4 separate regions of the Mus musculus genome follow, and regions 1, 2 and 3 are each linked to region 4. A link is a loop called in an ENCODE intact Hi-C map of the cell type or tissue named here. Cell type or tissue: gastrocnemius. All regions are shown on one strand. Region 1 overlaps Thada (thyroid adenoma associated). Region 2 overlaps Gm41640 (predicted gene, 41640). Region 3 overlaps Gm35551 (a long non-coding RNA gene). Region 4 has its middle 30 kb from the start of Gm35551.

Region 1 (8,000 bases), 270 kb after region 4:
GCTTGAATAAGACAACTTGAAGGTTAATTCACATAGGGTTTAAATCAGGGATCTGCTGTAAGAAAGGGAGAGTCATGCAGGACCCCCACCCTCCCTGTGCAGATGGAGCTGTTTGAGAAAGCATGGTCAGAGCTCTGAGTCAGGCTGAGTTCTAAGTCTGTTAAATGACAAGAAACACAAGGAAATAGGTTTTAGAAAATCTAAATAAAATACTACTCAAGAACACAACAAATAAGGGGCTGGAGAGATGGCTCAGTGATTAAACAAGAGTGATCGACTGATCTTCCAGAGGAACCGGATTCCATTACCAGAACCATCATGGCAGCTAACAACCGTCTGTAAGTTCAATTCAGGAGGGCCTGACTTTTTCTTCTGGCCTCAGTGGGTACTACATGGACATGTTGCACAGACACACAACACACGCAGGCAAAACACCTATGCACAAAATATAAATAAAACTCGCCACTCAATCCAGGGAAGTGAAACTCTGTGGTCATACAAATATATGAATGGCCGTCACAGCTTTATCTGTTAACAGTTCAAAACCACAAACAATACAAGATATCCTTCAATAGATGCACAGTTTAAAACATGCAGACAAATAAAACGTACCAAAGAACACATATAAAACAAGGCCAATGAGCTCAAAAAGCACCTTTATTTTAGTACACTTACAAAGGAAGATGGACTCTTGATCACTTCTTTATTTATGAAAGTAGGTTTTGTTTGCTTGTTTGTTTTACCCTACTATGTGCAGGTCTATGCACTAGGAACTGCACTTAACCGAATCTGCAATTCTAAGAACTTTATGGAAAGCCTGGGCTTAGCATTTAAAGAAGGACAGCAGGGATACTCCAAGAACCCTCATTTTACAGGGGAACTCCAGGCACAGAGAGATCAGCTAGAACTTGTTTCAGTCAATTACTGCAGCCACCTGGGGATAAAAGCAGGAGAAACCAGCTTCTTCTTCTTTGTTTAGCACCAAGAATGTGCTTATTAAGCAAGTCTGTCTGTTAGTCTCCTACATCCAAGAGAGTTTTAGAGGCACCAAGTATACAAAGAATGTCAAGACACTGACACCAAACTTTTCTCAAAAACCTGGCAGCACGGGTGCGGGGCAAGGGTGGCAGAAGCAGGACAGAAGCAATAGCAAATGCGTCTGTGTCCGTGCAGGACTCCAACGCTGTCAGAGGAAAAGGCAGTCTAGTGCTTAGCTCTGACAGAAGCCTAGATCTCAGTATCCTGGGATGGTAGTGGGGAGCAGCTAAAGGAGTCTATGAAGGTCACTGCCAGTGGCAGCAGAAAGCCTAGAAACCAAGCTGTTTACTCCAAGAGACAGGATTTTCACAGCTGGTGAAAAAGGCAGGTGTTCTTTTCCTGTCAACTCCTTCCTGACCAGTAGCACACATTTGTAGTTCTCTGGCAGAGCAGAGACCTTGTGAAAGCAAACATCACCATCCTGTGAGATGTCACCAGGTGAGTTTAGTTACCCGATTGCAAAAAAACAAAAGTCAAGCCATCATTTCCAGCATACACCAAATAATAGACGGAAAGGCCTCAGTATGAACGAGCAGATGTGCACTGCAGCAGAAAGCGAAGCAACCAAGTACATCTCGTTTGCAGACCGACTGCTGCAAACTGGAGGCCATGAAGGCGTTAGAGTGCAGATCCAATGACAGCTGAGACAGGCTTTCCAGTTGGGAGAAAGCAGAAGCCTGTGTAAGGGTGGCCCTGACAAATCTTCAGATGACAAACACAAGGGCTCTGACCAAAAGCGACCATCACACTGAATAAAGAATCCATTTCCTCCTTTTCCTCACTTCCCTTCCACTGCACTAGAACCATTCTGAACTACGCTGCTTCTTTCTCTCCAGGAAAGTTCTCATTTCCTACCCTTTCCAACTCAAAGAGAATCATGTACAGAAGGGATCTCCATCAGTGTAACGTTGGTAAAACCATGTTTATGACTGCCATATTCTTCCCCCCTTTCAACCTAAATTAAACATCTCATCATTTTCTCTAGTACTTCTCATAGTAAAATCTGTATGCACTTCACAACTATAAGAAGAAACCAATTATATTTGCTTTTCCAAGACAAAGTTCCGAGTAGCACAGGCTGGCCTCAAACTAGCTATGTAGCCCAGGCTGACTTTCAGCTCCAGATGCTCCTGCACCTGCATCCTGAGGACTGAGGCTATAGGGTTGTCTCCTCAGGCTTGGTTTGTATCACCAGTAATCACGGTTTTATAAGCAGATTGAACCTTAGCACACTGCAGAATTATGACCCAGGTGCACAGACCTAAAGAGAAGCAGCACTAGTCATTTTAAACTACTCAATGGACAAACTACTTTAAGAAAAACAAAAATTATCATCATCCTTCCAAACAAGCAATGTTTTGCTTTTGAACTACAATTTGGATTTCAGAACAGACTAAGAACTAGAGAAATGCCTCAGCCATTAAAAACAGTTGCAGCTCAATTGTGAGAATCTGGGTTCAGATGCCAGCACTCACATCAGGTGGTTCACAGACCTGATGCCCTCTTCTGGTCTCTGTGGGTACTGCATACATGTGTACATATGCTCACATAGATACACAGAAAAATAATAATGATTAAAAAATAGTCTAGTATTTTCATCAAATTCTTAGGTGATTCATAATTATATCTAGTTACCTCCCTTTTATATATATGGTGAGTTTTACAGAGTGGTAAATAGATTTTCAAATTACAATTCAGAGTGACACGAAGTTTCACTGACAGCATATATCTCATAACTTTTTTTTTCTGGGAGACATGGTTTCAGTCTGTCGTCAAGGCTAGCCTCAGATGCACAATCCTCCTATCTCAGCCACTCTAGCACTGGTGTTACAGTGGTGTGCCTCAGTGTCACAGTGTCTAGCATACTTTTTAATTCCTAAGACTTAGTTCTATCACAAGAAAATATATTCTGGCTGGAGAGATGGCTCAGCAGTTAAGAGCACTGACTGCTCTTCCAGAGGTCCTGAGGTCAATTCCCAGCAACCACATGGTGGCTCACAATCATCTGTAATGGGCATTCAATGCCCTCTTCTAGTGTGTCTGAAGACAGCTACAGTGTACTCACATACATGAAATAAGTAAATAAATCTATAAAAAAAAAAAAAACAACAACAACAAGAAGCAGCAGCAGCAGAGAAACACTGTGGGTGCTGGAGGCGCAGGTCATCTTAGGAGTGGTGTGCAAAGCATCCAAATGGTGTGCTGAGAGCTGGGCAATAATGGAGCACGCCTTTAATCCCAGCACTCAGGAAGCAGAGGCAGGTGTGTCTTTATGAACTCAAGGTGGGCCTGGTCTACAGAGAGAAGTCTAGAACAGGCAAGGCTACACAGAGAGACCCTGTCTAGAAAACAAAAACCAAAAAGAAAAAAAAATTCACTCTTTAAGTAATCAGCCTAAAACTTAAATTTGGAGCATGGCAACCTTTTTAGGTGAGAGGGAAAACTAAAGACCACTTAGCCAACCAAACTGGATCCTAAGTAATGGTAAGGGAGCAACTGAACACAAAACAACAGTGACACCTAGTGTTAGACAAGCATCAACTCCTCTGCAGTGGAAACAATTCCCTAGTTAATTGCTTCTCTTCTTTAGAAACGCATACAACTTCACCGTGCATTTAAATTGTCTATAATCAAAATGTGTGCACAGGTTCACTAAAGATATCACGTCGAGAAAAGTATCTGAGAGCATAAACTCCAAAAAGCCAGACGTAGTGATTCTTCCACGTGTCCACATACAACGTACAAGGAAAAAGGAGTCAGGGACATACACTGAACACAGACAGAGATGGCTACGTCTCTACCTGGACATGACAGGATGACCTGCTGAAGAGTTTTTTAAGTGCAACTAGAAAGAGTAATTGGGGGCATTTCATCAATACTTGAAGAAGATAACAAGTACAGACAGAAGCCTTGCTTATGTACCCAGAGGTAGTCAAACTGCACTCCTGCCCTGCAGCCCTGCCCTGCAGCCCTGCTCCTGCTGCCTCCCAAGACCTGCTTATTACACAGCTGATCCGCCCAAGGACGCAGACTTGGGTATGGCTGAGCCCACTGGAGCACCTGCACAGTCTTGGCTCACTGAGGACTCTGAATCAGCAGCTACATTAGCCCGAGCTTCTGTGTGAAGGTGAGGTTGCACTGGGCTTACCTATTTGTTTTGGAAACTTCATCCTTTCCTCTCTTAACGCCAAAAACTCTTGTGATCAAGGAACTAAAGAGAAGTGTGGATGAATTTCTCACCTAATGTAAAATAAACAGAAAGTGAGAGTTAGAAAGTAGTTACGGCACGAAACCCATTTATAATGTTTAAACTAGATATTCAAAATCATTAACTAATTAGGTGGGGCTAAAGAAAATAAGGATTGTGTTCATAAAAAAGGCAACTGAGAAAAAAAATTCTGATAATTCATTCAATGGCTTCCTTTTCAGCTGTACCAGCTGTGCAAGTCCAACCACTGCACACAGCAGAGTCTTTCTAATACCATACTTCTAAAACCAAAGCGGACTTTAGTTTCCCACGTCACCTGACAATGAGCACACCAGGGAGACCCGAGCTCCTCCTTTCATCTGTGAAGGACACTCGTGAGGTTTAACTTGATAGAATCCATGAATTAAAGCAGCCAAGGCGGTTAGTATTCAGGATGGTATTATTAATCTTACAATGCCAATAGCCCCCTCAAGTTATTTAACTCAGAAGATTTCTTTTCTTTCTTTGTTTTTAATTTATTATTATTTTTCCCACCCAAGATAGGGTTTCTCTGCATACATAGTCCTCCTGTCTGTCATGGAACTCCCTCTGAAGACCAGGCTGGCCTTGAACTCACAAGAGTTCAAGAGTTCACCTTCCTCTGCTGGGATTAAGGGTGTGCAGTAACACCACACAGCCTCTGAAATTATTTTATGATAATTGATTAATAAAAAGTAAAACAACCAGTCACAGTAGCACAAGGCTGTAAGACCAGGATTTGGGAGGTCGGAGCAGGAGAATCGTGAGCTACAGGCAGGCCTGCTTGGGTAATATCATGAGGGCATATAATGTCTTGGGTAATATCATGAGGGTATATAATGTCTTGGGTAATATCATGAGGGTGTATAATGTCTTGGGTAATATCATGAGGGTATATAATGTCTTGGGTAATATCATGAGGGTATATAATGTCTTGGGTAATATCATGAGGGTATATGATGTCTTGGGTAATATCATGAGGGTATATAACGTCTTGGGTAATATCATGAGGGTATATAATGTCTTGGGTAATATCATGAGGGTATATAATGTCTTGGGTAATATCATGAGGGCATATAATGTCTTGGGTAATATCATGAGGGTATATAATGTCTTGGGTAATATCATGAGGGTATATAATGTCTTGGGTAATATCATGAGGGTATATAATGTCTTGGGTAATATCATGAGGGTGTATAATGTCTTGGGTAATATCATGAGGGTGTATAATGTCTTGGGTAATATCATGAGGGTGTATAATGTCTTGGGTAATATCATGAGGGTATATAATGTCTTGGGTAATATCATGAGGGTGTATAATGTCTTGGGTAATATCATGAGGGTGTATAATGTCTTGGGTAATATCATGAGGGTGTATAATGTCTTGGGTAATATCATGAGGGTATATAATGTCTTGGGTAATATCATGAGGGTATATGATGTCTTGGGTAATATCATGAGGGTATATGATGTCTTGGGTAATATCATGAGGGTATATAACGTCTTGGGTAATATCATGAGGGTATATAATGTCTTGGGTAATATCATGAGGGTATATAATGTCTTGGGTAATATCATGAGGGCGTATAATGTCTTGGGTAATATCATGAGGGTATATAATGTCTTGGGTAATATCATGAGGGTATATAATGTCTTGGGTAATATCATGAGGGTATATAATATCTTGGGTAATATCATGAGGGTGTATAATGTCTTGGGTAATATCATGAGGGTGTATAATGTCTTGGGTAATATCATGAGGGTGTATAATGTCTTGGGTAATATCATGAGGGTATATAATGCCTTGGGTAATATCATGAGGGTGTATAATGTCTTGGGTAATATCATGAGGGTGTATAATGTCTTGGGTAATATCATGAGGGTATATAACGTCTTGGGTAATATCATGAGGGTATATAATGTCTTGGGTAATATCATGAGGGTATATAATATCTTGGGTAATATCATGAGGGTATATAATGTCTTGGGTAATATCATGAGGGTATATAATGTCTTGGGTAATATCATGAGGGTATATGATGTCTTGGGTAATATCATGAGGGTATATAACGTCTTGGGTAATATCATGAGGGTATATAATGTCTTGGGTAATATCATGAGGGTATATAATGTCTTGGGTAATATCATGAGGGCATATAATGTCTTGGGTAATATCATGAGGGTATATAATGTCTTGGGTAATATCATGAGGGTATATAATGTCTTGGGTAATATCATGAGGGTATATAATATCTTGGGTAATATCATGAGGGTGTATAATGTCTTGGGTAATATCATGAGGGTGTATAATGTCTTGGGTAATATCATGAGGGTGTATAATGTCTTGGGTAATATCATGAGGGTATATAATGTCTTGGGTAATATCATGAGGGTGTATAATGTCTTGGGTAATATCATGAGGGTATATAATATCTTGGGTAATATCATGAGGGTATATAATGTCTTGGGTAATATCATGAGGGTATATAATGTCTTTCAAAAGAAAAGGGGGCAAGATCATGTGGAGAGATGGCTCAGCAGGTGTAGGACTGGGTGTTTTTGAAGAGGACCCAGCACCCATTTGGTTCCTCACAACCAATTACAACTCCAATTTTAGATCTAATGCTGTTTTAACCTCCTTAAAACCAGGCAGACATGTGGTGCACACATATACATGCAGGCAAAACATTCACACAGGTAAAATAAGCAAATAAATCTTTTAATAAAGGAAAAATTATTATGAATAAAGCATAATTATTACTCCAACATACTAACAGAGCCTATCTTCACTAAGCCATTGTGTCAAGATCCTTCGGAATCACAAAAAAATCTTCACTATCCTAATATTAGCCTTCCTCAATTATCTTATCAAATGAGCGAGTACTGAGTTATACCAGAATCATGAAGAACACTCAGAATCAGAAATTTTAAACTTCTATAACAGAACCTATATTAAAAGTAGGCATCATCATAATAATGTATGTCAACTAGTAATATAAGCAGAGAGATTATCAAAACTAAGAATGTGAGCCAGCAAAATGGCTCAACAGATAAAGGCACTTGATGCTAAGTCGGATGACATAAGCTCCGTGCCTGGGACCTCTATTGTGGAAGGAATGCTAGGAAACACTTTCCCATGTGTCCTTTGTCACTTTAATATCATCTTTGGAGAAATGCATGTACTTTTAATTGGGGTGTCTTTTTCTTACTGAGTTTTAAATAGCCTTTATGTAAAGCGCGGGGTCTTGCCCATGCAAGGCAAGTGATCCATCACTGACCCATAACCCCAGCTGTTACTTTGTTTTCTTCTGCTTTTTAATAAGCTCTTAACAATTATAATGTGACTGACTGCTACACATGAGCTGTATAATTATGTACTCAAGCACAGGAAAGTGCAACGCATATTTTTGAAGAAGGTAACAGTAAAAGCAGTAGAATTAGAAAGGGGCTTCCGAAGCCATTGCACTGAGAGCCACCGACTCAGCTGTCCAGAGTGCTGGCAATAGAAATGGCAGAGCACTGTGTCTAGGCCAGTTAATATCCAGCTCAGGCTGACTAGTGGCCTCCAGGGAATAGAAGACCAGTGTTGCCAGATCTTCTGTGTTTTTCAAGGGAAGCCAGAAACCTCAATTTTTATGTGAAATCTCACTATTTGGAAATGCTGGCAACAAATTAAAGGAAAGGGAGGCACCATCTTGTAAGCCAAATAAAACACAGCAGTAGACCACATCTGTCC
Region 2 (8,000 bases), 63 kb after region 4:
CTATTCTCCCGAAAGTCCGGAGTTCAAATCCCAGCAACTACATGATGGCTCACAACCATCCATAACGAGATCTGACTCCCTTTTCTGGAGTGTCTGAAGACAGCTACAGTGTACTTACATATAATCAATCAATCAAAAAAAAAAAAAAAAAAAAAAGAATTGACAAATGGGACCTCATAAAACTGCAAAGGCAAAAGACCCTGTCAATAAGACAAAAAGGCCACCCACAGATTGGGAAAGGATCTTTACCTATCCTAAATCTGATAGGGGACTAATAGCCAATATATACAAGGAACTCAAGAAGCTGGACTCCAGAAATTCAAGTAACCCCATTAAAAATGGGGTACAGAGCTAAACAAAGAATTGTCAACTGAGGAACATCGAATGGCTGAGAAGCACCTGAAAAAATGTTCAACATCCTTCATCAGGGAAATGCAAATCAAAACAACCCTGAGATTCCACCTCACACCAGTCAGAATGTCTAAGATCAAAAATTCAGGTGACAGCAGATGCTGGCGAGGATGTGGAGAAAGAGGAACACTCCTTCATTGTTGGTGGGATTGCAATCTTATACAACCAACCACTCTGGAAGTCAGTCTGGCGGTTCCTCAGAAAATTGGACATAATACTACCGGAAGATTCAGCAATACCTCTCCTGGGCATATACTCAGAAGAAGTTCCAACTGGTAATAAGAACACATGCTCCACTATGTTCATAGCAGCCTTATTTATAATAGCCAGAAGCTGGAAAGAACCCAGATGTCCCTCAACAGAAGAATGGATACAGAAAATGTGGTACATTTACATAATGGAGTACTATTCAGCTATTAAAAACAATGGATTTATGAAATTCTTGGACAAATGGATGTATCTGGAGGATATCATCCTTAGTGAGGTAACCCAACCACAAAAGAAGTCATTAGATATGCACTCACTGATAAGTGGATATTAGTCTAGAAACATAGAACACCCAAGATACAATTTTTAAAACACAAGAAAATCAAAAGAGGGAAGACCAATGGGTGGATACTTCATTCCTCCTTAGAATAAGGAACAAAATACCCATGAAAGAAGTTACAAAGACAAAGTTTGGAGCTAAGATGAAAGGATGGACCATCCAGAGACTGCCCCACCCGGGGATCCATCCCATAACCAGCCACAAAACCCAGACACTATTGCATATGCCAGCAAGAGTTTGCTGAAGGGACCCTGGTATAGCTGGCTCCTGTGAGGCTTTGCCAGTGCCTGACAAATATAGAAGTGGATGCTCACAGTCATCTATAAGATGAACACAGGGCCCCCAATGGAGAAGCTAGAGAAAGCACCCAAGGAGCTGAAGGGGTCTGCAACCGTATAGGTGGAACAACAATATGAACTAACCAGTACCCCCAGAGCTCATGTCTCTAGCTGCATATGTAGCAGAAGATGGCCTAGTCGGCCATCTCTGGGAAGAGAGGCCCCTTGGTATTGCAAACTTTATATGCCCCAGTACACGGGAAGGCCAGGGCCAAGAAGCAGGAGTGGGTGGGTAGGGGAGCTGGGCGGGGTAGGGTATATGGAACATTCGGGATAGCATTTGAAATTTGAAATGTATATAAAGAAAATATCTAATTAAAAAAAAAGTCCACGCTAATGATCATATCTGAACTTCCGATACTCTTTTTTTTTTTTTTTTTTTTTTTGGTTTTTGGAGACAGGGTTTCTCCGTGTAGCCCTGGCTGTCCTGGAACTCACTTTGTAGACCAGGCTGGCCTCAAACTCAGAAATCTGCCTGCCTCTGCCTCCCGAGTGCTGGGTTTAAAGGCTCTTCCAATACTCTTGCTGCTGCCTTTGGAGCGCTGAGATTACAGGTGTGGGCCTTGTGCCCGCCATACCCAGGCTGGGCATTGAGCTTTGAAATGCGCATGCGCTTTGCTTCACGGACTCAGCTGCAGCATCTTGAGACCTGGCCTAGCACTGCTCAGGCTTGTGAGACCTAAGTGCTTGCCCTAGGGCCTCAGGTACAGCTGCTTAAGCGGTACCACTTATACAGAGAAAGCACTGGATGGAGGAGGGGTCGGAGAGTACCCATCTCCAGCGTCATGATCCAAGGCGTGGTGCCGCAGAGAGAGGAGGCCAACACCCGGCGTGGAGAGAGAGGGTCAGAATTCTCTCTCGAATTCTCTCTCTCCCCCTTCCTCTCTCTTTTGCGCGAGCGCGTGTTTGTGTGTATGTGTAAAACACGAGGAGGTGGTGGTGGGAAGATTTAGCAGAGAACTTCCTGCTCTCCCATAGGACCAGAGCGCAGTTTCCAGCACTCAATAATGGGAGGCTCATAACCAGTAACGCCAGCTCCAGGGGATCCAGTGCCCTCTTCTGGCCTCCAAGGCACCTGCACTCATGTGCACACACACCCCAACACACACACACACACACACACACACACACACACACACACACACGCACACATGTAAGCAAGCACGTAATGAACTTTCTGTTAAAGAAGGTGGCAGCATAGCTACCTCACACATCATGACTACCAAACGGCTGCCTTTGCTAAGCTCAGAGGGACTAAGACCTGGCATAGATAGCTCTCTATGTGCATTGAACTCAGTGTTTGCTGTTTTGACTCTCTTCTGACGAACAGTCATGAAGAGAGTAAAATAAAAATTCTATCTTTCCCTCTTGTGAAGAGTTCGGCTCTCTGCCCTGCCTCTATGTGTCCGTGGGTGGTGGACGGGGGCCTCACCATCCCTGAGTTGAGATACTTTGGGCAAGTATCTTCCCCTCTGTGTTCCTGAGCCTGATTGGGGGTGGGGTTAGTGTTATCACGTGATGTTAGTAAAGGGCCACTAGGAGCCATCCTGGGATGACAAGAAGGCAGGGCGTTCAGGAGGCGCTCACAGGCTGGAGAGACACATAAGTAGCTGCTATAAGACAGACAGTGTGATCCCAGAAAGGCCTCCCCAGAGGGTCAGGGCAGGCCATAGGAGTGGCTTTAGAAGCTTGGTTCTGTTGAGATCTAACTGGGCAGAATTGAAAGAAAGGGAGGGGCCCCAGGAATACATCCCCGAAGAGACCTAGAAGGCTGAGCAGGTCCCCAGGTGACATGATCAGCCAAGAGAGAGGCTCGCAAGCAGCAGAGCCTCACTGGGTGTGTTGGAAGCTTAGGTTTGAGCTATTGGAGACTAGAAGCTTTTCAGACAATGCCAGGGATCAGCTTCTCCTTCCTATATCCTGCTCCTGAAGAACACTGGGTCCTGGTTCTGCCTCAGCCCGGGCCAGCACAGGGAGTCCTGCCCTGCAGAGGCAGTAGGAACAGAAAGGGGGTGGGGTTTTGACACACAGGATGAGAAGGTCTGGAGGTAAAAAAACGAAGGAGAGCGCCAGGGACCTTGGAGGGTGCAAGCGTAGATGGGTGTCTGGAGAGAATGTCTCATATACCGTGTGGAAGCATCACTTGCCAATAAAAAGCTGATGGCGTATTAGATGGGGCAGGAGATAGGAGGTGGGACATCCGGGAAAGAGTCAAGGGAGGGAAATTCAGCCCAGACCCTGAGGAAGTCGGGAACAGGAGAGGAGGAGAGGTAACTAGCCATGTGGCAGACACACACTAGAATAAATGAGTTATAGGAGTTTCAAGCTAGTCAGAAAGTGGCCAAAAGTGTATGGCCTAGTCATTTAGTCATAAATACCTAGGTCTCGTCCGGCGTGGTGGCACACACTTTTAATCCCAGCACTCGGGAGGCAGAGGCAGGTGGATTTCTAAGTTCGAGACCAGCTCGGTCTACAAAGCGAGTTCCAGGACAGCCAGGGCTATACAGAGAAACCCTGTCTCGAAAAAAACAAAACCAAAAACCAAAAACAAAAACAAACAAACAAAAAAAGATTTATAAAGGGCTGGTGAGATGGCTCAACGGGTAAGAGCACTGACTGCTCTTCTGAAGGTCCTGAGTTCAAATCCCAGCAACCACATGGTAGCTCACAACCACCCATAATGAGACCTGATGCCCTCTTCTGGCACGTCTGAAGACAGCTACAGTGTACTTATATATAATAATAAATGTAAAAATCTAAAACAAACAAACCCCAAAACTCAAAAACCTAGGTCTCAGAGTTCTTATTTTGGGAACAAAGAAGCCACGTAGAAAAGCTCGAGAAAGCTACGAGAGTCACACACGTGGGCTGCCGGGTACAACTCAGGCTGGCCCCTTCCCCGGACAGCACGGTCTCTGGGCTGAGGAAGTGGTGGTGTAGACGCTCTTGGCTCCTGCACAGCAGGAGAATCAGCAAAGGCTTTGTGGCTGTGTCCCAGGGCATGCTGTGACAAAAGACAGTTGTCCAGGGCCAGGGTGACAGATTACTGTTTGCGCTTATTTTATTTCTTCCTGTTTGCAGTGCAGCCTTTGAATTCAGGGCCTCAGGCATGCCAGGAAGCCTCTGACCTACGTCCCAGCCTCCACCTTGAGTCTCCGTGGTGCTCTGAGGCAGGTCTTATGTAGATTAGGTAGGGGTTGGATTTCAGGCAGCTGGGCTGCCACTGACCTGCTGCTAATCTCCTGCCTCTGCCTGGGATTACAGGTGGGCACCAGCACACCCCACAATTTAGCCATAGTTAATTTAAGGACGCTCAGCACAGGGAGGTCCGTGGTGTCAAGCCTCTGACACACATGCATGGTCATGTGTGCAAGAAAGTGCTTGTGTGTGAGTGTGTGTAAAAATGTAACTTGAAAAAATAAAAGAAGTACACATTTAAGTGACTGCACATAAAAATTTGGGGCACAGCTGGGCGGTGGTAGCACACGCCTTTAATCCCAGCACCAGGGAGGCAGAGGCAGGTGGATTTCTGAGTTCGAGGCCAGCCTGATCTACAAAGTGAGTTCCAGGACAGCCAGAGGTATACGGAGAAACCCTGTCTCGAGAAAACAAAACAAAAAACAAAAACAAACAAACAAAAAAGTCTCACTTTGTAGCCCCTGGTTGGTCTGGAACTCCCTCTATAGACCTGGCTAGCCTTAAACTCAGAACTCTGCCTGCTTCTGCTTCCCAAGTGCTGGGATTAAAGTTGTGTTCCACCATGCCAGGTTTAGCATGCCATAATTAAAAAACAAAATTACTATTACTACAGTTATTATTTTATATTATGTGTATGAGTGTTTTGCCTGCATGTATATATGTGCACCATGTGTGTCTCAAGTGTCCATGGGGGTTCCAAGACAGGGTTAGATTCTCTGAAATTGGAACTCATCAATAGATATTTGAGGTGTTTTCCCCCCCCCAAGACAGGTCTCATGTACCCAAGGCTAGCCTCAAATGCACTATGTAGCTAAGGATGGCCTTAAATATCTGATGGTGGTCCTGCCTCCGCCTTCCAGAGGTCAAGTGCAAGGGACCACACTAACAGTGCCTCCTTCCCTCCTCCTTCCTTAGACTGAGTCTTGTTTGTCCTGGGACTCAGTTTGTAGGCGAGATCAAGCTTGAACTTGCGTCCTTCCTCCTGCCTTAGCTTCCTGAGTGGAAGGATTACAGTAGGTACACCTGGTTTTTCTCTTGATTTTTCAAGGCACGGTCTCTTGGAACCCAATCTGGCCTTGAACTTGCTATACAACTAAAGATGCCCTTGAATTCCTGATCATCCCACCACTATCTCTCAAGACCAGCTGGAGTGAGTTCCAGGCTAGTCGAGAGAACCAGCCTCAATAAAACAATTCATAAAATACCTGATTTGGCTAAGGGATGTAGCATGACGGTGGAATGCTTGCATGCCTTAGACGTCAGTACCATCCAACAGCCCAAACAAACAAACAAACAAACAAACCAATCTACCATATTACCTCAAGTATGTGAGCGTGGGGGCGTGGCTCAGCCATAGGGTAGAGCTAAGCCCTAGCACGTGTGAGCCTCTGGGGTTGATCAAACATGGTATGCCCCACGGGGTTGAAACCATACATTACCAACAAACCAGGACCTGTTTGCCCCCAGCAGTACCATGAAACAGCCGCCATGTGTCCACCATCTTGTGACTGTTAAACAGACGGCCGGATATCCATACAATGGATACTTTTTCAACTACAGAAAGGTACGAGGTGCTGATGCTCCCAGGAGACACCCTCATTTGTACACTCCCTAAAGGCAGCAGCTATCGACTTAGACTTACTCTTTACCAGACACGGTGAACTATCTGTGGGACAAAGGACAGGCCCTGCCTCTCTGCTGGGTGCCCAACAGGGGATCTGCCAGCAGGTGAGTCCCTGCAAGCTCTGCCTCACCCTCAGTGTGTGTACCCCACAGCTGTCTCTCTCAACCATTAATATAACAGGTGGCTGTGGATTTCTGCTAGGTACTTTATGTGTCAAGTTCTGAGATACTGATCTACCTCACTCATTCTGAAGTCTCAAGGGTCTCTAGGTCGTGGAGACGAGGGAGGAGTGAGTAGCAATTCACCTGCCTCCTCCCCCTGCCTTGTTTTGAGACAGGGTCTCACTATGCCCTGAATATGCCCAGGTATACAGACCTGGCTGGCCTCGAATTGACAAGAGACCTGACTGTCTCTGCCTCCCGAGGGTTGGGATTAAAACTGATGCAGCCTATGTGTCTCTCTCGAAGTGGACCCTCTGCCCATGGTGTTAGTGGTATTGATAGTGGCTTGGGGGAGGGCAGCAGCTTCCCAGTTACCCTGAATCTTCAGTGCTGGGGATGTGACTTGGTGGTAAGCACTGGCCCGACACTGACCAGGCCCTGGGGTTCAGCACCAGCACAGCACAGCACAGCAGCCAACAAGAGAGTAAAGTATTCTGAGCTGCTTATGGGGCCTGCTATGGCTGCTGGAATTTATGGTCCAGGCCCATTCCTCTTCTGGATAAAATAGGCCCTGAGCCCAGTAGAGGAGACACAGGCTGGCCACAGCTGGCCCAGCCTCCTGCGGAGGGTCACTGAGAATTCTGTGTTTCATCAAATATTGCTGGGCTACAGAGTTTTATTTGAAAATAATTTTAATTAGCCGGAAACTAGGAGTTTTAATAAATGGAAAACAGAGAACTTTCCAAGGCCGCAGCTGGGAAACACTTGCTTTTTAAAATAAAATTCCGCCTGGCTTCCCAGGTCAGCGAAGCACCCTGACTGAAGGGAGGACCCTTGTGCCAGACAGGTCCACAGAGAAAACAAAGCTTATTTTTAGAGAAATATTTTAAACTTGGTTTCAACGATCTCAGGAGTTTCCTTCCCCATCCGTCCTGGGTCCTTACATCTTTTCTCTATTTTGGGGGGCGACCTCTCTGGGTGAAGACTATCTGGCAGAGCTATTTCTGCCCAGATGGAAATAAAAGGCCCCTCCCTCAGCCCCCCAGAGAATGAATTGTTGCTAAAAATGTCCCTGAAGACAGCAAGGGCCCATGAAGCTTAGCCTTGGCAGGTGTGCCCAGCAATGAAGGTGGCTCTGGGGTCCCTGCAGGCTTGGAGACTGCGGTCACCTCCCACCCAGCAGGAAGCGGATGGCAGCCTGGCAGTTATTTCCGGGTTTTGAAAGCAGTTTTTAACTTGAAAGAGGCTTGATAAGGAGGCTGCTTTTCCTTTGTGGGTGTTGGTCCCCCCTCCCCCTGCTCCTCACTGGTGAAGACACACCCCCACACCACTGCTAACCCAACGTGAACATTCCTCCTCAGCCACTGAAGGCCCGCATGCCTGCTCCTACAGCTGCGGACACATACAGACACGCCCAAACCCACATTCACTCACACCACAGGGCACACCCACTAGAGCAACACACACACACACATGCACTCACATTCACACACCTGCACACACCCAGCCCCCACATCACACCAATACCCTACCAGAAACACCCACAGACACTCCTCCCTCCCACCCCCACCCCCAGACTCTGAAACCCTACATACACAGCACAAACCCAAATCACACTCAGATTTGTCACACACAGATCCACACACCCCTCCACAGGCAGTCTGGACATCACAAGACACACCCACACTCATCCTCGCCGGGAGACCCTTACACTCTGCATA
Region 3 (8,000 bases), 86 kb before region 4:
TACAGACGGGCTTTTACTGGGACAGAGGTAACTATACCAGGAAAAAACAAAACCTACCCTGTGAAAGAGGCTGTGTTTGGGTTCAAAACTGGATACTAGGAGAAGGCCCTGGAGATATCTTGCTTAGATAACAGAACTATCTGATATAGCAGAGACCCAAAGTCAAAGAGGCTCCAACGAGATGGTTTGTTCTTTTTAAATAATTTGTTTTATGTGTATTGGTGTTTTACCTACGTGTACATGTTTATCACATGTATGTCTCATGCCCATAGAGGCCAGAAGAGGGCATCAGTTCCCTTAGATGGCAGTGAGCCAAGAGGAGGGTGCTGGGAACCAAACCCCAGTCCTCCATAAGAGCTGCAAATGTTCTTAACCACTGACCCATTCATTGTTCCAGCTCAAACTGGTTATTCTTTTCCTCTGTGTAACAGTCCAGAAGTAGAAGCCAGGTCTCAAGCCGCTTCTGACTGTCTTGCTCCAGTGCCATTCCTTTGCCTGTGTTCTCACCTATATGACCCGGGATATGACCTCACGTACATGACCTCACATATATGACCCGGTATATGACCTGACGTACATGACCTCACATATATGACCCAGGATATGACCTCACGTACATGACCTCACATATATGACCCAGGATATGACCTCACGTACATGACCTCACATATATGACCCCGGGATATGACCTCACGTATATGACCTGTACCTGCAGCCTGTACCACATAGGAGAAAGAGGCCAGCAGAGCCTGAATCCCCCCTTTTAAAGGCACCATCGGTAAGCTGAACACATTGCTTTGCTCACACCCTACTGACCAGAACTTTTAGTCCCTGGATTGCAGACCCCTAGCTGCAAGGGAGACTGGGAAATGTAGGGGTTTTTTGTTTTTATTTTACACCAAGAAGCCATGTATCCAGAAAAAGAAAAAAAAAACACTTTAAAAAAAATTTTTAAATACCCCCGTGTCTATGTGTGGGTATGTGCCCATGGATGTAGGTACCTAAGGAAGTCTGAGAGGTCAGAGCTCCTTGGCTGTGGAGTTATACAGGTGTTATGAGCCACCTGATATAGTTGCTAAGAGCCAAAGTCCAGTTCCTTGTAAGAGCAGTATGGGCCACTAAGTCATCTCTCTGGCTCCAGAAAAGACTTTCTGATCTATGAAAGAAAAGGTAACATTGTTATGGGGGTCAACTAGCAGCTGTGTCACAAGAGACCCCAAGTGTACAGCGAGGAGATTCTCACATGTGTCTGACAATGGGCGAGGCAAAGAATCTGGGAAGATTACATCAAGACACCTCCCTGGCCAGAGCGATGCCTGGCCCAGATCTGGTCCCAGGCTTTGACGGGAGCCTATAAGGAGTCCTTACAGACTTTCTAACCAAACCCGGTGACATAGGAGAGCATTTTCTTTCTAGTCATAACACCATGAGGATCTGACCCTGAACTGGTGACACGGTTATTTTTCTCTCTAGTTTGGGAGGGATGCACAGCCCATATGCAGAAGAAAGATAAAGCCAGCTCCTGAGACAGGTAAGGAAACGATGCAAAAGGTGCCCTAGCCAGCGGGTTGGCCTCAGCCTCCCATCTTTCTCCGTCCTTGCCCCACTTGAGGACTTACCCCAGACGCCTCTCCTCCCAAGCTGATTCAACTTGAATGTTGGCCCTTTTCAGCCCAGAGTCTTGCCTTAGTACTGAAAGTGGTATCCCCCCTGCCCCCCCCGCGCCCCCCCCCCGGAGGAATGAATGGATTTATGGGTAGAGAACACAGCTGACATTGTGGGTTTCCCCTAGCTCTCTTTTTTTTTTCTGCCCGCTTGCCCCACTACACCTTCAAGTTACCACAGAACACACCTCGCACGGTAGGCTGCTGGGCCTCTCCTTTTTCCCAGCGGGCCCTGCTTCCTGACAATCAGCCCCACCCTCAGGCTTGCTCCAGCAGGCCCAGCTGTGAGGAGGGGGCGAGGAGGGGCAGCCATCAACAAGGGCTGCATTCTGGGCCGCTGCTGCCTGTTATCAGCTAAGCCCGGGCTCTGACTCACCTGCCTCTGTTGGCAGCCTGTGGATGTGGGCGGTGTTTGATTTGCCTGGAGGCTTCCCTTTGCCAGGACCTGTGAGGGGAGTGGACGCTAAACAGAGGCCTATTGTTGCCTTCCCTCCAGAGTCTGGCTCTTTCCAGGACATCCCTGAGCTGTCTTTGGTTGTTCATCCTACTCCCTCTGGCCCCCAGCCCTCTGGCTTCTCCCCGAGTCCCCCTCACCAGCAGCCTGGGGTGGCAAAATAGGTGAAGGCAAGAGATCGATAACCATGGGGTGGACTCAGAAGGAAACATCTGAACCCATGACCTTTGGGCTCCCGCTCTCTTGAAGCCTCCAGAGTCCCCTCCACCTTTGGCAGACAGGTGGGGTACATACCACAATCTCTTTTCTCTCTTGCAGGGTGGGGTGGGGTGGGGTGAGGGTGGGGGTTGCTTTTTATTTTAACATGATCAGTGTGGTTCAACTTCTTGGGCCTATGGACTTTCTTCTTTGCTGTTCCGTTCTGGGTCTGCCACGGCTGCCTTAGAGGGCCTTTGGTGGTATGCTCTGTCTACCTGACCGGTCTTGGCTGACTGAGGTGAAGCCAAGGCTGCCCCCCATCTCCAGAAAGGAGCAAGCCAAGAGTCAGTAGATTAAAAAAGAACGATTCCAGCATCTCAGGTCTTTAAAGAGCATTTGGACATTTCCTCCTGGACGCCGTTCCCATCACTCCCTCCTGAGGAGAAGCCGGCTCTCCTCTACGCACCAGTCTCAAAAACAAGCAGACTTTCCTAGCCACACACCATGTTTCCAGTCCTAACACCACCCCTGCAGTGGATTCGTGGTCTCTTTTCTTAAGTAGATGTCCAGTGTGGCGATGGCTCAGACAGACATTTAGGGCCAACCTGATCATACACTGAGTCTTTTCTTTGCAAGTGCTCATGTGTGTGTGTGTATGCTTAAATTTCTTCAACAGGGCATCCAGACTGGCCTAGAACTCACTGTATTACCTTGAATTTCTGATCCTGCTGCCTTCACTTCCTGAATGCCAGAGTCACAGGTATGCACCACTAACCATATTCAGTCTCATGCAGAGCTGATAATCTAACCCATGCGCATGCGCATACTGGACAAGCGCTCTACCGACTGAGTCCTTGCTCCTAAGGCTAAGGAATCAAAAGCACAGCCCACCTGTGGTTTGGGCCAGCGGGATTACAAACGTTCAAAGAAAAGCTAATGACACGGGATGACAAGGTGATGGATGCCCTTGGGTACACAGAGCAAGGAGAAGAGACATGAGGGGACTGAGAAGAACAGAGGATTAGCGAGACAGGTCGGCTCACAGCCATGACCACCCGCTACCTGGGAGCAGGGGCCCATGGAAACACTGCCGTATGGCACAGAATCAGGTGGTCGATAACACCGCATCCCACCAAACCAATATTTGCTTACTGTCGGTTCCAATTCTAACTGTAAGGAAATGATTTCTGCCTGCGGAAACGAGGGCGTAGACAGAGAGGAGGGCGCCTGCTGACACCACTTCATCTCCTCTGTGAAGTTCAGCGGCTCCCCCAGCCACACAAACAAAACCTCCTTAGACCCCGCTGAAGCCCCTTGGAGATCACTGTTACAGTACTAACCGCTCCTTTCTGGAAGTGAGTTTATCTGGCCCTCCACGGAGTTCCTGGCCAGATTCTCTTCGTCATCTTACATGGCCAGTGGTCCACAATGCCTGACACTGACCACTGAGGATTCTGTCTCATTTAATCACCCTGTCCCCAAAAGTCAAGATCTCCAATCCCCCTGAAGAAACGGAGGCTGGGGACAGTAACTGCCCCCACTGAGCCACCATCAGAATTTAATTTCATCCATTTTGTTCCAAGTCTCCGAGTTTCACTCCCCTTGAACATCCATGAGGAGACGGGAAGACCATAGCGCAGGAAGTGGAACCTGCATGTGTGACATGAGGTCGCAAACCAAGTCAGAGACCCAGTGGCAGCAAGGAGAGAGGCTGGGTCCCTCCTCCTTACTAGAAAGCGGCGCAAGGGGGAAGACGGGAAGAGGAGACACTGGCGTGGGTTCCCCCGTAAGCGAAGCCTTGTCATAGACTGAGAGAAGTGTGGATGCAGCCAGGCCGGGGTGGGGGGGGCTTCTCTATGTAATAGACTACACATTAGGAGAGGCCACTGCTAGGGCAGGGTGAGCCTAAGTCTGGAAGAAGCCTGGAGACTTCTGCGTGTGGAATCTCTGCTTCTGCACTGGAGTGGAAGCTGCAGAAGATCACGTGGGCCCGGTGAAAGCAGCAACGTGGAGCCCGGGAGCTAACCCCGGTGGCCCCTCTCTTCCTCCCTCCACCATCCAGCTCTGCGCTGTTCAGTGTCACATACTCCGGGAGCTGTTCCAGACTCCACCAGCAGAGGTCTCCAGAGCAGAGGGCTAGAGGGCTTGGGGGTGGGGCGGGGCAGGCTGCACGTAGCTCTCCGCCCCTGTTCACAGGTGTCCACACGCATGGGTGGTCTTTACTCATGCACAGGTGTGTCTGTGCTTGTGCGTATCCTGGTGGGTGGGTATAAAATGAATGTATCTGTGTTTGTGGGCGGGAAGCTACAAACAAGTCCGTGATTGCTGGTCTGCGTTGAGGCATCCTCTTTGCACATGTGGACGCTGTTTGCAGCCCCGGAAAGTATGTGCGTGCAGAGTGTCGGTGTAACTTGCACGTGGGCCTGCATGCTTGAGCTTGTAAGCGGGGGGTGAGGGGGGGGGATAAGTAACATGATTAGGTGTGTTGTGCACACCTGTAATCATAGTACTCCAGAGGAAGTAACTCATGGTTTCAAGCCTGCCTGGGCTAGACCCTTCCTGAAATCGGAAAGAGAAGTGGGGCGGGGTGGGGTGGTGCATACTATTAACCCCAGCACTTGGGAGGCAGAGACAGGCAGATCTCTGAGTTTGAGGCCAAGGTTATATTGTGAGACTCCCTTACCAAAAAAAAGGGGGGGGGGCGATAATGGAAAGTGACAGGACACAGGACAAAGGATTCTGACATCTCAACTCAGCCGGAGTTTCTGTTAAAACCCCCATTCTGATCCCATTGGCAATCTGTGGGCCTTGTTCTCTGGGAGAGAAGGGCAAGCAAGAAGGTAGATGGCTACCCCACAGGTGGATGGCTTGCCCAGAGAGGACAGAGGGGTCCATCTGTCAGGCAAATCCAGGGCCAGGACACAGCTCTGCACCCACTACTGGAAGCCCAAGCTATGGGTAGCCACATCTCTGGCCTGTGTCAGGGTTTCACCGGGGCTGTTGAGACAGATCAGACTGGCGACTCTCAGTCTGTGGGTCTCAAGCGTGCCTGGCCCAAAAGAGTGAGGGGGACTCTGGGCCCCACAGCAGGAAGCTGTGTGAGTGTCCAGGGCTTCTATAACAAATTCCACACAGAGAGGCTTATAACATGACAAATGTCTCATCACAGCCCTGAGGCCAGCTCCCAAGAGCAGCATCCTTGGACACCACTGAAGAATCTGCAGGGCTGGGCATACTGAAGCAGCTCTGGGCATACTGAAGCAGCTCCCGTGGCTTCTCCAGGTCCTAGGGCAGCAGCCATGCTGTGTGTGTGCTTCTTTCTCCTGTCTTCAAGTCAGCCACCAGCAGCACCTTCAGACACTCCCCACTGCTCCCAAGAGCCCTCCCTGCAGCCTTCGCTTGCTGACCTCTCCTGAGAACCTTTGTGACAGCAGGGGGACCCCCCCCCCCACACGACATACACATACACACACATAATCTTGACAATATTCCTACTTCAGAGCCTTAATGTAATTACACCTGCAAAGCCCATTTTGCCTGTGAGGTGATGTGTGCGCAGGTTCTGGGGACTGGGATAGGGACATCTTTCAGGTGGAGTATATTATTCTGAGTATCTGAGTATCAAAGAGAATGGCTGACAGAGGGAACGACACCTTCTTCTTCTTCTTCTTCTTCTTCTTCTTCTTCTTCTTCTTCTTCTTCTTCTTCTTCCTCCTCCTCCTCCTCCTCCTCCTCCTCTTCCTCTTCTTCTTCCTCCTCCTCCTCCTCTTCTTCTTCCTCCTCCTCCTCCTCTTCTTCTTCCTCCTCCTCCTCCTCTTCCTCCTTTCTCCTTTTCTTCCTCCTCTTCCTCTTCTCCCTCCCCTTCCTCCTCTTCTTCCTCTTTCTCCTTCTTGGAGTTAATAGGCATGGAACCCAAGACCTGATACATGCCAGACAAGGGTTCAAACACCTAGTCTGTATTTTAAGATGGTCTCACTAAGTTGCCTAAACTAGTCTTGAAGTCACCATTGTAGCCCAGGCTGGCCTTGAATTTGCAATCCTCTTACCTCAGCCTCCTAATTAGCTGACTATTACAGGGTTATCCTAACAGGCATGGCTGGGAGTTAGAAGGGACTTTTCTTTTCTTTTTTTTTTTTTTTCGGGTTTTTTTTTTTTTTTTTTTTTTTAGTTTTTAAATTTTTAATTATGTGTCTGTGTGTCCGTCTGTGTGGGTGTAAGTACACATGAATGCAATTAACCACAGACACCAGAAGAGGGCAGCAGATCCCCTGGGCCTGGAGTTACATGTGGTTATGAGCCACCTGAAATGGGCTCTGGGAACTGAACTCAAGACCTCTGGCAAGGACCCACCGAGCCATCTCTCCAGCCCTGTGACATTCTTAATCCTCCCGTGTCTTGCCTGAACCCTCCCAAGCTGAGAACACTCCTTTGTTGAGGATTCTCTGACCTTGGCAATGCTGTCTAGGGAACCGAACTGTCCCACGCACTAGGAACCAGCTCTAACCAGTGAAGGGGCTCCCCTTTATCTTGCTGTCCAGCAGCCCAGGGCCAGAAACTCATTATTACTGGGTATTGACTCCTGGACCCCTCCCCTCTCTTCACCCTGGCCAGCCCACTCCATCCATGCTCCTTCTAGTCTTTTTTTTTTTTTTTTTTTTTTTTTTTTTTTAATCAGCCTTGGCCCCTCTGACCTGCTGTGCTAGACCACCTTTGGACTACGGGCCTGAAGCTGGCAGGCTACACCCTTCTTCACATGGTGAAACCCTACCCATGAGCTCCCCCATGGAAAGCCCAACCACATAACAGCGTGAGGAAGAAGGACATGCACAACAGCCTAGGTTGGCGCTGGGGGACCCCTGGCTTCCCAGATGCTTTTCAAAAAAGCATCTTCCAGCCCAGTCAGCGCCACATCTGGAAGCCGGCTGGAAATTCCAACCATGCTCCCCAGCTAGGAAATGTGTCAAATCCTCCCAGAGACTGCATGGAAGCAGGAAACACTGGAGAGGAGGGCCAACTCCACAGGACCCCTAGGAGCGTTGGAGAATTCCAGATGTCACCAGGAGTCCATAGTCCTTAGCCCTGCTCCCTGCCTGCCCCCAAGGAAATTAAAGAGGCCTGGAGAGAATGACAGAGCTTGTGTCTCCCGGGGACCCACGACTCCATGTGTGCGTGTGAGACACTGAGTTCTTGATACACACTGAGTTATTTTTTCCTGGAGAGAAAAATGTTGCCGTGCCTCTGGAGGGTCATCTGCCCAGAAGAATCTCTTGATGCGTGAAGAAGTCATGGTCTCTCTTCTCTCTGACACACGCACACATCTCCCAGAGGCCCCAGGGCATCCATTCCTGAGAGCTGGTCTCATTGAGAAGATCTGGCCCTGGCTCCTTCTGTAGCCCTCAGCAAGTGTAAATCTCCAGTGATCGCCATGGCCACAGATTAAATGGCTAGAAACAGCAAGCATTGGTTTCCCTCCAGTTCTGGAGGCTGGAAGTTCAATTTCAACATTACTGGCCTAAAGTCAGGCATCTACAGGCCAAGGCTCTGGGGGAAAGCCCACTTCCTTGTCTTTCTTAGTATCTAATAGATGCCTTGGCCTGTAACCCCTTCCCCCACCTTCACAGACCACCTCTCATCCCTTTGTCACATCACTGGCTCTAACTTATCCTCCATCCCTCTTATAAGCC
Region 4 (8,000 bases):
GCCCCCCACCCCTGAAAGTGACCTCTGCTTGCTTTGCATTTCTGATGTTCTCAAGATGGAGGACAAGCCTTGAGAGCCGAGAACTGTTATGTAACGCTGCCCTCGAAGTTGACAGTATGGCTCAGTATTTGCAAACCAGGCTGGTCTGCTTCCAGAGCCTCCTGGAGCTACCCTGACCACTGCTTGGGTTCATGGGGTTAGATTATGTGAGCCTACCAGGCACTCGCTGTGAGCCTCGGGGTGAGTCACGTCCAGTCTGAGCCCCAGGAGACACAGTCAACAAGTACAAACTGACTGGAGTGATCTGAGTAGGCTGGCTGGCTTTCCACTTCTCCATCAGCTCTTACCTCACTTAGGTGTGGAGGAGGAAGCTGCGAGGAAGGATGCCTGGACTAAGCAGAAACAAAGGGGCCCACTTGTTTAGATTTGTAGCAAATAATAACTAACTTTTTAACATAAATACCTCCCAAGTAATATTCAAGACATGTCTGAAAAAAATTGTGTGCTGTCTGTCAGAAGCCTACTCCTTAGGGGCTGCTCCGGGCCAAAACCCCACAGAGCCAGGAAAGCATAGAAAATAACTAAGTACAGCTGAACTCAAAAACATCGACAGTGCCAAGTGTTGACACAGATGTAGAGTAACTGGAATGCAGATACACTCACTTCCCATGTGCTGTGAGAAGGATGGAATATAGATGCTTGAGAAAGGAAGCCAGCTGCTTTCTCTTAAAACTAAATGCCAGCCAGGGGTAGAGGAACACCTTTAATCCCAGCAGCATTCAAGGCTAGCCTGGTCTACAGAGTGAATTTCACAACAGCTAGGGCTACAACCAGAGAAACCCAGTCTTGAAAAACAAAGCAAAACAAAAATAATAAACAAGAAAGAAAGAGAGAGAGAGAGAGAGTAAAGGATGCTTCTCACACCAGCAGAGCCTCTAAGCCCACTGCTCCTTGGGGGCAGGCCTGTGTGACCTCCATGGCCTCCTTCATAGCTGGCATGCCCACAAGACCTACAACTCTGTCAGAAAGGATGCAATAGCCAGTCCCTCAGCCACACACTGCACATGCGGAGAGACACCCTCACTGAGGGAAGTGAGGCCATCAGATTGTGAGACGCACGCACCAAACCATCCACGAAGAGTGAGATCCAGGCCCACAGGCCCACACGAACACCCACGATGAGACTGCCCACAGCCCCACCTGGTTACACACTTGTCCCACACACACAAGCTCAAACAGGTCACGAACCACAGTCACCCACCTGCACACACTGACACACACAGTCCCTTAAGGTGACAGGAACCCAGCCAACCCTAGCTGTAGCCCCAGATATGCCACACCTGCCGTTTTTATCCTGAACCCAAGTGCCTAAAACGTTCCTGGGGCCCATCTCTCTCAACTGCCACACCTCAGGGCTCCTCCCAGAGAGAGAGCCTTGCTTTCACTCTAAGCTAAAGCGATACAGGCCACCTTAAAACTTCATGCCAGCCACTGAAAAGGCCACTGTGAAGATTACAACGCTAGATTTATAATATTATAGCCACGTTTGGCAGCATGTCGTGAGCACCAACTACACACACACAGACACACACACAGATACACACACACACGCACACAGACACACACACAGATACACACACACACGCACACATACACACACAGATACACACATGCACACATACACACAGATACACACATACACACAGATACACACACACGCACACACACATACACACACAGATACGCACATGCACACATACACACAGATACACACACACACGCACACATACACACACAGATACACACATGCACACATACACACAGATACACACATACACACAGATACACACACACGCACACACACATACACACACAGATACGCACATGCACACATACACACAGATACACACACGCACGCACACATACACACACAGACACAGGCACACCTCTAGTACCTTCCCTCCAACTCTCCCAACAACCTAGAGCACAGGAAGTGTCAGTAAACCCATTTACGGATGAGCAAGCCAAAGCTTTAGGGGAATTAAAGTTCTTGTTTCCTATATATTGCAGCATCTGGTTCCAGGACTGGTCCCAGAACATTCCCTGCCCCACAATGCCATGGGATAAGATCCAAGGATATTGGGCCTGTTCCCATGTCTCACATACGTGTACTCTCCTGGCCCTCAGGAGATGCCGTGGGGCCTCGCTGTGGAGAATGTGAGAGCAGGGAAGCTTGGCTTCCTGTTCTCCTCAAAGCCCCATCCTTTGCTTAGTCAGGTTTGGGCCCTTTGAAAGGAAAAACAGGCTAGAGCCTTCACAGGGAAGTGCCCCTGCTCTCCATGGCTTGAAAAGGAAAGAGAGTCCCTCCCTGCCCCTCCTTAGGAGCACCGCCCTCAGGAGGGAGCCAGGCCCCTACAGAGTTCTCCACAGGCGACAGGGGGTCACCAAGAACCCCGGACAGCCCAAGCCCACCTAGAATTATGCAGAGGAGAGCTGTGTCACGATGACTAGCCTCTGGGACATTCCTAACCCCCAGCTAACGGGGATGCCTTCCTTGGCCTCCAGCGCTGCACTGGGGCCTGGCCAACAGCTGTTCCTGGCTGAAGGCTCTGCTCTGTCCCACCCACCCAGTCAGTTCCTAGGAGATGTGCAAGCAGCTTTGATGTGCTCGTCAAAGCGGTCCTGTTCTGACAGCTGTTTCCCAGGAGGGCAGTTATTGCCACAACCACCTCCCACATCTGGCTATGGGAAGAGTGCCCCACCCATCAGCAGACAGAAATGCTGAGCACACAGGAACAGCTGAGGACCTCAGTCCATTGGGACTGAAAGGGGTCACTCCATCCCCATTTATAGGCACTCTCTGCTCCCAAGGGCTGGCCACACTACCCTAAGGACTCTAATTCAGGTCTGGACCCTCCTCCTTGGCTCAGGCCCACCTCCACTTGCACAAGCCACATTCAGACCAGAAAAGTGTTTCAGGGCACCCAAAACTATGGAGGACAGAGAAGGAACAGTTACAGTTGATTCAAACCTTGCTCTGTCAATCCTCCCAGGGAGTGCTGATGTCTCCGGTGGGACCCACTGACCCTGGTCACTATAATAAAAATACCAGATCTGAATTTATTTCAATCAGTGTTCATAACCTGGGCACTATTCTTTGTGCCTTGTAGGACAATGACTGTATCTCTGACACTTATTCTAAGATACCATTAGCATCCAGGCCCCACCCACACACCCAGACATTATCAATGGACATTGCCAATGTGCCCCAGGGGCAAGACCACACCCACATGGTTACAGCTGATCTTAAAATCACTTTAGTTGCAGCACTTGTGAGGCTGAGACTAGAGACCAGTAAGTTCAAGACTAGCCTGGGCTACATAGTGAATGTGAGGCCAGCCTGGGCTATGTGAGACCCTGTCTAAAACAAAGTTAACAGGCATGTTCTGTCCCCCTAGACCTTCCCAGAGCTCCAGGAAAAGAGGCAGCACAAAGTCTTCCACCTAGTGGTCCGAGCTTCTAAAGATGGGATCAAATAACACTTGCACAAGACAATGAAATATATGTGAGAAGTCCTGCAAAAAGCTTGGAGCCAGAGAAAATCCCTGAAGCCTGGGGCCATCTAGGAAGGCTTCCTGGAGGAGGGGGAATTTTGTGTTTGGCTAGATACAAGCAGCTTGGGAAGACCACAGTGTAGGGAAGTCTCACCAGCAGTAAAAGAGCTCAAGGTGGGGCTGAGGCTGAGTTTGCTGACTTTCCCAGTGGGTAAAGCCACCAATGTGGAGCAAGGGTCTGACAGAGATATGCAGGCAGGGCTGAAGACCGCCCTACCTTCTTCTGCTTCTGCCTTCTGCAGATCTGATGAGGGTCAGGCTCAGGGTACATAGGTAGGGCTCCTCATTCCTCAAACCTGCCCTTATGTGATATCCCCCACCAGTCCATGTGGGCTTGGACTGGCAGACTTCAAAGACTCAGGAGCCTACTAAACTTTATCCTGGGAATCCCGGCTGGCTCCCCAACTCCACCCCCAGCCTGGACTTCATGCTGCCTAGACTTTCTGGGGGGCACTTTTGATTTAAAATGGGTGTACAGAGGGCAAGACCCCATCTGTGAAGGAATGTGGGGTTCGGGCTGCCCACAGGGAGCTTCTGAGAGAGCCTGCCAGCAGGGGGCGCTGTGAACTCAGTCACACGGCCCAGGCTTGGGGAGGGAGGAGGCCGCCACATGGTGAGGCCTACAGACTCTGAGCCTAGTTCCACCCCAGGGAGCTTGCCTGCCCGCGCTCAGCAGGGTGTGCACCTTCCCAGGCTCACCCACCCACCCTTCCCCCTCCTCTGAGGAAGGAGAAGGGACTATGCTGACCACTTGGCAGACGATGAGACCAAGGTCAGAGAATGCAAAAGAACTACCGGGGACTCAACAGCCTGCAGCAGACGCAGGTTGACTTTCATGCCAGTGTGTCAGCCCCATGTGGTTGGGGCAACCTTTGGGCCTTGTTGGCAAGTCTACCCTGTCCCCAGGCTGACACTGCATGGTGCAGAGGCTAGCGTGGTCAACCCCACGTTCATGAGAGGAAGGGCTGGCCAGGGGAAAGAGGTACATGTTCAGACTTAAGTGCCATTTCCACTGGCACCCGGCTTGCTGGTGCCCATCAGTACCCAGGTCCGACTGGAGAGGAAGGCAGGAGCTGCCAGGAAAACAGGGCACCACACACCTGAGGAAGGGACACCAGAACTGTGGGTTCCACCGGCAGCTCTCAGGAAAAACTGGAAACACGCACCAGTTTTTCTTTATAAGTTTTTCTTTATTCAAGAGGCTAAGGCAGGGGAAATTCTGAGCTCCAGGAGTGCTTGGGCAATTTAGTGAGAAGTCTTCCCAAGATAACAGTAGAATAAAATGCATTTTTAAGAGGTACTAGGCATGGTATTATACACCTATAGTCCTGTAAAATAAAATTAATGTTTGGTTTTTTTGTTTCTTAAGAGAGGGGAAAGAATTCAAAAGACAGGCAGCCCCAGGGTGTGCTCTTACCAACAAAGACAATCAGGGTTGAGTAGGATTAGAACCAGGTCTGCAGCCAAGGAAGGGGCACAGGAGAGCTGGCTAGGCTATGTTCTAGAACTTGGAGGTCTTAGGCAGACCACAGGCGGGAGTTTAGTAGTGGTGACCAAGTCTGAAGAGGTGAGGTGTGCCTCTTGGTTGACGAGAATTCAGCTCAGGGCAGAAGGGTACTTAAGAGCTTGGGGGCCTAGTCAGCTGGCCCTAACCCAACTAAGGAGTAGTCTCCTCTCTGAAACTCTCCTACTGACCTCTTCCCATGCCTTCTCAACCTCTCTATTATCACCACAATGCTTGCCTAGCACTGGCTGTGTGTGACAACAGAGCACTGAAGTCAGGGATGCTGCAGGAGAGACAGGAGGCAGAGGCGGACTGCGTGCTGGGCAGAGCTGCTGGCTCCTAGGGCCGGCTCCAGTGCACCCGGCGGCTCTGGGGCTCTGCTCTTCAGCTGATGGTGAAGACGATATGACCTTAGTGGTGGGCTCTCTTGCTTTTGTGGTTTCCTTTTCCACCTAAGGAACAATTTCTTTTGTTCCGGATAACTGAAGGGAAAGTGGATGCTGTTTAAAAGTCTAAACTTGAGGTGCTGTCTCATGGGGTCCCCTCGGTGGGCAGACATTTCTCCCTGCCCCTCCACTCACATTCCCCCTGACTCCTTGACCTGCCAAGCTCAGGTAGCCTCCTGGCACGAGGTGGAGATGGGGGGGGGGGGGGTGTGCCTCATATGATGCTCTCTCAGCCATCTCTTGCTATCCAGCTCCACTGGATAGAGAAGACGGGTGGGGACCCGCCCGGGGACCACCCTTCCATCCTGCCTCTGCTATGAAGTCCTGTGTGTGCATGGTCACTGCTCTGCTCATCCTCTGGTCCTTATATGGCAACATCCACAGGTTACCTTTGAGAACAAGGACAAGAAGGCAACAGATACAGGGTTGACCCTCAGCCCCCAAGAAGCTGCCATGCCACAGTCTGAGCCTAGGTGAGCTAAGAGACCCAACGACCCCATCCCAGAAGCTCTAGGGACACCAGGCCAACAACAGGCAGAAGTTGGGGAACCCAGGCCCAGGCCACAATGTGTGGGATTCAGGGCTTCCATCCAAGAATGCAATTTGGCATCCTTCCTAGGAGATATTCGGCTGAGAAAGGAGAGGGGGTAACTATGGCACATGGTAGAAAAGAGCCTTCTATGTTTAATCCCTATTGGTAGGCAGGGACCTGCACAGCAAAACCAGGGCTGGGCTGAGCCTCCACGAGGACCTCTTAGGGCCCCTGTGGAGATGCCCTGGTGGTCTTACAGGCCAGCTTGCCCAGGATATGCCAGGGCATTTAGGCTATGGTTCAGTGCCGAGAAGGAGAAGGCAGAGGTGGGTGATGTCACCCAGGATGAAGCAAGCGAGGCTACTGATAACATCGCCAGTCGGGCTCACTGTGGGCAAGGTGACTCATCCAGACAGCCAAAGCCACCAGGACATTGTTGTTGTGCCCAGCCGGTAGGACTGGGAGGAGTGGTGCAGCTGGAACAGGTCCCCACTGAGGCCTCAGTTTGAGACCTCAGAACACCATGTCCCCAACCTCCATTACCCCACCAGCTCAGGAAATAGCCCTCCCCGTGGCGGTTACCATTATCTTGGTCCCCAGCATTTGGTGGGTGTCTGTGGGGTGTGTCGGGTGATTTCCCTACCCGTCCACTGAGCACAGCAGGTACCAGAGATTCTAACAGCACACCAGTTGCTCCCCCCCACCCCCTCGGACAACTGTCTTTGGAGACAACACCGGATGGCAAACTGCTAACCATAACCACGTGGCACCCTCACAGAGGGTACAGCCTGTTCTCCTACTGAAGACACCTTTGAGCCTGCCCCTAACCCATGCATTTTTTTTTCCACCTCAGAGCCTGCTGAGGCCAAGGTTGTTCTTCCCCATCTGTGGGGAGTACCACAGACTGTTGTCCATGTGGAAAACTGAACAACTGCAGAAGGTACCGTTGAGCTTTGAGGTCTCATGACTATACGTGGTGGCCCCTGTTCCTTCTCGTTTCTAAAGTACTTCTCGTTCTTCTCAGCCGCCTAGAGTTGTCTCTTTGGCTTGCCTTTAGTAACTACCCTCCCACTGAACTTTCCCCCACTTAGCTGTTGTCTTCCACAGCCTAAGTTTCTTCATTCCTTCCTTTCTCCATCCCATGAGAGATCAGCATCCTTCTCAGTAAGGAACCAGAGAGACTAGGACCTCTGAGGGTTACAGTCTAGCTGGGGATTAATTAACTAATAAACAGATTAACTGGATGCATAAACTAAGTAGACAGTCCTGGTGGCACGGGCCTGTGATCCCAGCTACCTGAGAAGCTGAGGCAGGAGAATGGACTGTAGTGTAAACTCAAGGCTAGCTTGGGGAGCCTGTGGAGAACTTGTATCCAAATGAAAACATTAGGACACCCTGAATGGTGGCTCCCAGTTTAATCCCCCCAACACACACACACACACACACACACACACACACACACACACACACACACACTCAGGAAGCAGAAGCCTGCTGAAGTGTTTGAGGCTAGCCTAATCTGCATCACAATGTCTGGGCTAGCCAGGGCTACCTAGTGAGACCCTGCCTCAAAAGAAAAAGCAACAACAACAACAACAACAACAACAAAAATCAAGAAAAACAAAACAAAAAAAGGAGCCAGGGAATGTTGCTTAATGGCAGAGTGTTTGCTTGCCTGGCATCGCGTGTGTGAAGCCCTCAGCGAGATGATCCCAGATACTGAGGAAAACAAACCAGACCAACCACGGTATGCTATAGTAAAAGCCAGGCAGAGGGCAGAAGGTGCCAGTCAGGTCCTGCTCATCTGGGGCTATCTGAGAGCCCTAGAGGTCATCACCCAGGAGCTCTCCCAGCAAAGCCCCTCCCACCAGGTTCCCTTGCCAAGGGACATTCTCCACCCCAGA

The links. Peaks named below come from ENCODE experiments on the same cell type or tissue, not always from the same donor. Only the 100,000 strongest peaks of a DNase experiment are listed, where the experiment ranks them.
Region 1: a loop joins it to region 4, with 6 times the contacts of the local background. A loop is called at or near these places in 15 of 42 quality-filtered maps.
Region 2: it touches region 4 in a loop (2.8-fold over the local background); 22 of 42 quality-filtered maps call a loop at or near these places.
Region 3: a loop joins it to region 4, with 2.3 times the contacts of the local background. A loop is called at or near these places in 15 of 42 quality-filtered maps.

What each region holds. Positions count from the first base shown.
Region 1 is chr17:84,382,325-84,390,324 of GRCm38, forward strand. Thada (thyroid adenoma associated) reads right to left here. Exons shown (of 38, transcript NM_183021.3): 26 at 4,187-4,278. Among named protein-coding and RNA genes, the nearest start is that of Gm24722, 5.1 kb to the right of the region's middle. In gastrocnemius, CTCF peaks have their summits at 2,536 (motif pointing left) and 3,565 (motif pointing left); no DNase peak of the experiment used is centred here; H3K27ac peaks cover 473 bases.
Region 2 is chr17:84,173,335-84,181,334 of GRCm38, forward strand. All of the region lies in intron 1 of Gm41640 (predicted gene, 41640), which reads right to left. Among named protein-coding and RNA genes, the nearest start is that of Gm41640, 5.6 kb to the right of the region's middle. In gastrocnemius, no CTCF peak of the experiment used is centred here; no DNase peak of the experiment used is centred here; H3K27ac peaks cover 1,582 bases.
Region 3 is chr17:84,024,311-84,032,310 of GRCm38, forward strand. All of the region lies in intron 4 of Gm35551 (a long non-coding RNA gene), which reads right to left. Among named protein-coding and RNA genes, the nearest start is that of 8430430B14Rik, 30 kb to the left of the region's middle. In gastrocnemius, CTCF peaks have their summits at 4,432 (motif pointing right) and 6,569 (motif pointing right); a DNase peak (open chromatin) is centred at 4,434; H3K4me3 peaks cover 215 bases; H3K27ac peaks cover 1,988 bases.
Region 4 is chr17:84,109,938-84,117,937 of GRCm38, forward strand. No RefSeq gene overlaps it. Among named protein-coding and RNA genes, the nearest start is that of Gm35551, 30 kb to the left of the region's middle. In gastrocnemius, no CTCF peak of the experiment used is centred here; DNase peaks (open chromatin) are centred at 4,182 and 6,255; H3K4me3 peaks cover 253 bases; H3K27ac peaks cover 6,989 bases.